Linked DNA regions of Mus musculus: region 2 is linked to region 1. The links are chromatin contacts, found by Hi-C or POLR2A ChIA-PET in ENCODE. All regions are on one chromosome and are shown on one strand. The core of a region is the stretch at or near the end of the contact, and the rest is flanking DNA. Distances in the headings are between cores, read along the strand shown. Region 1 holds the start of Hagh (hydroxyacyl glutathione hydrolase). Region 2 holds the start of Mapk8ip3 (mitogen-activated protein kinase 8 interacting protein 3).

Region 1 (2,930 bases), core at 38-2,537:
TTCTCAAAGTTTAGTTTAACATTGCCCTCTTGGGAAGCATTCTATATCCTTTAGCTTCGTTGTTCCTGTTTCTATTTCAGTCCCAGGTCTTTTAGATCACGTTATTTTTTAAGGATTCATCTTTTTTGACATGTCTAGCATAATTTTTAGATTTTCATTATTAGTGTCATTTATTTCCCTTGCTTCTGTCTCCCTTCCCCTTTGGCACTCTACTCTCAGTATTCTGATCTTTTCACCTTGAACCTCATACTAACCACCCCATCTATGCCGGCCTCGATCTCATCGTTTTCTTTAATTGGCCCAACTCCCTTTGGAGTCCCGGTCAAGATAAGATCTCCTTCTTCCAAGGTTATTATCTTAGAAACATAGCTGATGATGTAGGGGATGGAAAAGATCATAGATGATGTTTTGCCCTCCTGCCTGAGCTCTCCGTTGACCTTGAGCCACAGTCTTAGGGCATGAGGGTCAGGAATCTTCTCCTTGGGCACGAAGGCACTGACCGGGCAGGAGGACGTAAAGCTCTTAGCCAGGGTCCACGGCAGCCCCTTCTTCTTGCACTCCTCCTGCACATCTCTGGCAGTCATGTCCAGGCACAGGGCATAGCCGGCCACGTAGTCCATGGCTGCAGCCTCCGGGATCGCTTCACCACGCTTGCCCAGAAGCACTCCCAACTCCACCTCGTGGTGGAGGTTGCGGCAGTAAGCGGGCATTAACACCGGTGAGCCCTCGGGAGCGTACGCGGTGGACGGCTTCAGGAAAAGCACAGGCTCACTCAGCACGGTGCTGCGCATCTCTTTGACGTGATCTGCATAGTTCCTCCCCACGCAGACGATATTCTTGCCCCACTCCCAGAAACGAGACAGCGGTTTGGTGGAAGCCATAGTACAGCTTTGGGTCATGTGACCACCGACTCCCCCGGACTACGGCGGCCTCCAGAGGACTGGCTTCGGACGCTGTCCAGGTCGGAGCGGCCCCGCCCTTCCTTGCGCAGCAGCGGGACGCTGAGGTCAGCGAAAGGTCTCTGCGTGCAGGCGACTGCCCCAGAGAGACGAGGAGGCTCACGCTCAGCCTCCTCCAACACCCACTTGCAGACCGAGTCTACAGGCCAAGGCTGCTAGGGCAGCTAGGGAACATTTTGGGGGGGGGGGGCAGGAGCTACTACTGATTGGCTAGGGGCGGCGCGGCGGTGCGAGACAGGCACTGGTTGGCTGTGAACTCTATGGGCGGTCACTGATGGATTGAGGGCGTGGCATTTTGGTAAAGAGCAGGAGTTGGTTGGTTGGGAGCAGTAGGAGGACGACACTGATTGGTTGCAGTCGCCAACGCCAGTGTTGATGCCCACGACGCTGGTGTTGCGGACTCCGCGACCCGGCTGTGCACCCCGTGGGTCATGGTGCTGGGTCGCGGGTCGCTGTGTCTCCGGAGCCTGTCAGCGCTGGGAGCCACCTGCGCGCGCCGTGGTCTGGGTAAGTGTGTCTAGGTACTGACGCGGCGCGGCCGGGTGCTGGAGGCCGGACGTCGGTTGGGCGAGCCCTTGCTGTTTCCAGGCGCAGGTGCTGAGCGCCGCCGGGCGGGCGAGAAGCGGGGCCGGGCGTGTTGAGGGCCTTGGAATAGGCATCTGGCGCTGGAGGGGTTCGTGGCCCGGGATCGAGGCAGAGGGCTGGCACCTGCTCCCTCCTGGCCAGAGTCCGACTCCAGTTTTGGGGTTGCGACTTTAGTTTTTAAGTCGGCTTTTCCTCTTAACGTCTGATGTGGCGACAGTGGGTTGCCAAAGCCCCGGAGCTGGCCAGCCTGAATTCAGCTAGCCGGGAACTTTGGAACAATCGTGATTGAAAGTCTATGAACCATCTTTATTAAGAAGTCCGCTCGTTGAGAACAGAAGTATGGGTCTCCATTTAAGGGATACCCCTTAGTGTCGCTGCTGAAGGCTGTTTAAGAGCTAGGCGATTTAAGAGCTAGGTACAATAACTACTGAGCAGCCGCTCAGCTTTTGGTGCCGCAGAAGCCCTCCTGGTGAGAAGAGGCAACTCTGAAACGTTTTTTGACGTTTGAGCAATATAAAACGTGTCTGTGGATTTGACCTCAATTCAAACAGAATGTCCCTAGTTGCAAACTAAGGAGCTGGGAGCGATGAATTCCTTCCATAGGAGTGATCGCATCTTCTTCAGAGCAGTCAGGCTCTCTTCCGACTAGAGTGGGTTGAGCACTGGTAATAACATGATCTTTATCCATGCAGGTTTGTTGTGTTTTACCAGGAAGTACATAAAAGGGCTCGTATTCACCTGTTTCTCACCCTCCGCTGTCCATCGGCGTGGATAGTGCTAGGGCTTAGGGGAATTCAAATATTACAGAAACCTGATCTTATAGAAATGCTTATTTTGCTGAACATGAGAAGGGGTCTGGAAAGTGCCCAGCTGTTGTGCCAAAAAAGGAGAAATGGGGAGCAGGGTTGTGACAGAGCACTTCCCTAGAATGCTTAAAGCCCCAGCACCACAAATTCAGACAAAAGTACAGTGGAGTCCCTTGGTCATTTGCTGCCTCCTTGGCCCACTCCAAGACAATCCTTCGGTGATAAGTTCTCTGCCCCTCATGCTTGAGTCCCAAGCAGCAGTTTCTTCTTTTCAGGAGCTTGCACTGTGTGTTTTCCATTATGCTGGCCATAGCTGAGAAAATACTGTTCTCTCCTTGGGCTGGAGGCCTGAGAAGGGCTGAAAGCTTAGAGGATTTAAGTCCATTAGTGCAGACGCCATGACTGGAGAGTGAGCGGCCATGCTCTGGTGCCTTGTCCTGCCATCTTTAGGCCTGAGTCACACCACAGGCAGGTAACACAGCCTGTATGAACTCTTAAGAAGAAATACCAAGCTCTCAAGTCTAGGGTGAGGTGTAGATCTTTCGAGTTGCGAGTAGGAGCCCCTGGGGTTCTGTCCCTT
Region 2 (2,808 bases), core at 224-2,723, 86 kb after region 1:
AAGCAGAAACCATTTTACAAGGATGTAACTTTGCCTTACCACAGTACACCTTCATTTTCTTCTTTTTCTCCACATTAGTGATCTTGACTATGTAAGTATGGAGGCAAGGGGAAGAAATAATACCCAAGTCCTTTGCCAATGTATCAAAAGTCCCCAGAGAGTCAGGGCTATGGAGAGTGGTATCAGGCACAAGACAACTCCAGGGCAGGTCTAGAAGGACCAAACACTGCAGACTTCTAGGGTACTGCCCCACTAGGCAGCAATATGAACCCAGAAGGTAAGGCTTAAGCTGTTGCCAAGGTCTACCCTGTTACTTGGCCTGTCCTTTTGTCTGTGGTCAGTGTGTGACCTTGATCTAGCCCAGACAGTTTCTGGAGCCAGTTCCCTGTTTCTGAGGTCACCCAAGCCCTCCTCACATCCTTTGAGGCTTTTGAATCCCCCCATATGTAGAGAACTTGATTAAGCCAGTTATGTGGTGCCCATGCATTCACAGCAAAATCTTGACAATCAAAAGGCAAACCATGGAAAGTATGAATGATTCAAGATAAGCAAAGCTTTTATCCTAGCTGTGATGCAGGGCCACTAACTTAATAAGAAGCCAAAATATCAAGATCGACTCTTAATTTCAATAGTAGTCTCTAAGACTGTGTCAAGTCAACTTCACTTAAATGGAATTTAACCTCATATAAGAAGGCACTTCCCATCATAAACCGAAGAGCATTTATTTCTAGAATTGTAGAATTCTGGGCTTTGTGATTCTAGGGCAACTTGCTCCAAAGACGGGAAGGAATAAAACCCAGAGCCAGCAGGCGGCAGCCAAGGTCAGAGGACAGCAGGAATGGGGGCCCATGTCTCCCGGACTCTGCACAGGCTGTGCTCTAGGTCCCAATTGGATGGAGAAAGTGGCACTCCCAGCAGCATCGGCATCAGCATCAGCATCAGCAGCATACTGCCGGCTGAGCCGAGCTGGCTGCTCCACGCTACCCACACCGTCCCTCACCGTCCCTCTCCGCGGCGGCCGGGGCCCACGCACCTCCTCGGCCTGTTTGCGCAGCGCCTTCTCGCGCTCGTATTGCGTGAGCAGCTGCTCGTTGTCCTCGCGTAGGAGCTCCAGCTCCACCTCGTGCTCCTGGTTCTCGCTCAGCACCGAGTCAAGGTTCTCCAGCACGTTCACCACCAGCGGCATGAGCTCCTTGACCACCTCCTCGTCATAGCAGTGAATGAGGCGCTCGAACTCGCGGTAGATGGAGCCCGCCAGGCCCGACACACGCTCCGACATGACCGAGCCCGAGCAGTAGTCGTCTTGGTACACCACCACTCCTCCTCCCTCGTCCATCTGGATCTCCATCATCGCGGCTACCGCCGCCGCCGCCAGCGCGGCTCGTTCCGGGGCCCGAATCCACGGGCCGCTGTCACCTCAGGCAGCCGCTACCTTAGGACGTGCCGCCGCCCAGGCCGCGCCCGTCACTCCCTTGCCGGAAGTCCCGCCTGGCTGCGGGGGTGGAGCCCCATCCAGTTCCGCCCCGAGCGCCTTGACGCTAAAGGAACGTTTCCGGCTGCGTTGCTGGTGGCTCTTGAGGACGTAGCTCAGTCTGATTGGAGTGACCTGGATGCTTCTCTATCTCTGTCCTGTTTGTCTTCAGACCTTTGTCATACATACTCTGGCCACCCTCAACGTTCACGCGACATGTGTCGCTTGCCCTGTTTCTGGTTGTTTCCCGCTCTGCTGGTTGCTTAGTTCCATGCAGTGCTTCATTTTGCACAGGACACCAGGTTCTAAAATCCTTATGTGTGGCGGTACTTTTGAGACAGAAATATAAAGCGAGTCGATCTATATGTGTTCATTTGCTGGGGACACCATGAACCTGACTTTGAACTACTTGCTTTTTTTTCCTCTTTCTTTTTTTTTTTTTTTAAATTTATTTAATGTATTCACCGTTGCTCTCTTCAGACACACCAGAAGAGGGCATCAGAACCCATTGTAGATGGTTGTGACCCAACATGTGGTTGCTGGGAATTGAACCTAGGTCTTCTGGAACAACCAGTGCTCTTAACCACTGAGCCATCTTTCCTGCCCTTGAACTACTTTCTTGCTTACGTGGTTTTCCCGGTCCCCAAAGCCTTCCAAGGCAGCTCAGATTCACATCCTCTTAAAAAAAAAAGTTACTTGTTATTTTATGTGTATGTGTTTGGTTGTATGTAGACTTGTGCATCACACACATTCCTGGTGTCTGTGAAGGCCAGAAGAGGGCATCTGAATTGGAGTTAAGAAGGTCAGTTGTGAGCAGCCATATGGATGGCCAGAACTGAACAGAGGTCCTCCCCTCTAAGAGCAAGTACTCTCAACTGCAAGCCACCAGATCTTACTCTTAACCAACACAGTCCTTCTTGTAGCTGAAGTCCAGAGCACTTAAAACATTCCTCACAATTTCATATGCAAAGTCTTACTGTGTAGCACTGGCTGACCTGGAACTTGGTATGCCTGGCTTCTGCCATTCAGTATACACCATTACCTGGGGCTATACTTCCCTCATCTTTCCAAACACATAGATAAATACCTACTCTAAGAGATTGTTTTGTAACATGCCTCAGACCTTAGCACAACTCACTCCATGATGGAAGTCCAATTCAGGCTGTAAAACTCGGCATGTAGATAGCACCACCTGCCAAAAGAATGAAAACAGACCCAATCCCTCAGTGTGGATAGTTCTGAGAAAGTCTCTAAATTCCTAACTTTGCTTTTTGGCTTCTGTAGTTCTGCCTCTGACTAACTGTTCTTGTTAACTGAAGCATGCCAACCCAGAACAT

What was found. A loop is a pair of places that touch in the nucleus more often than their neighbours do. ChIA-PET counts read pairs that join two places held with the same protein, here RNA polymerase II (POLR2A).
Region 2: a map of heart shows a loop between it and region 1 (2.0-fold over the local background). The contact joins the promoter of Mapk8ip3 here to the promoter of Hagh in region 1. A Hi-C loop is called at or near these places in 1 of 37 maps with a recorded cell type or tissue (heart). POLR2A ChIA-PET finds 5 or more read pairs at or near these places in 2 of 5 experiments (Patski and embryonic stem cell).

The regions. Positions count from the first base shown.
Region 1 is chr17:24,849,203-24,852,132 of GRCm38, forward strand. It overlaps Hagh (hydroxyacyl glutathione hydrolase), which reads left to right and starts at 1,288. Exons shown (of 9, transcript NM_024284.2): 1 at 1,288-1,466. The coding sequence starts at 1,391. Fahd1 (fumarylacetoacetate hydrolase domain containing 1) reads right to left here and starts at 1,100. Exons shown (of 1, transcript NM_023480.3): 1 at 1-1,100. The coding sequence starts at 899. The coding sequence ends at 216.
Region 2 is chr17:24,935,504-24,938,311 of GRCm38, forward strand. Mapk8ip3 (mitogen-activated protein kinase 8 interacting protein 3) reads right to left here and starts at 1,474. Exons shown (of 33, transcript NM_001163449.1): 1 at 1,034-1,474. The coding sequence starts at 1,351.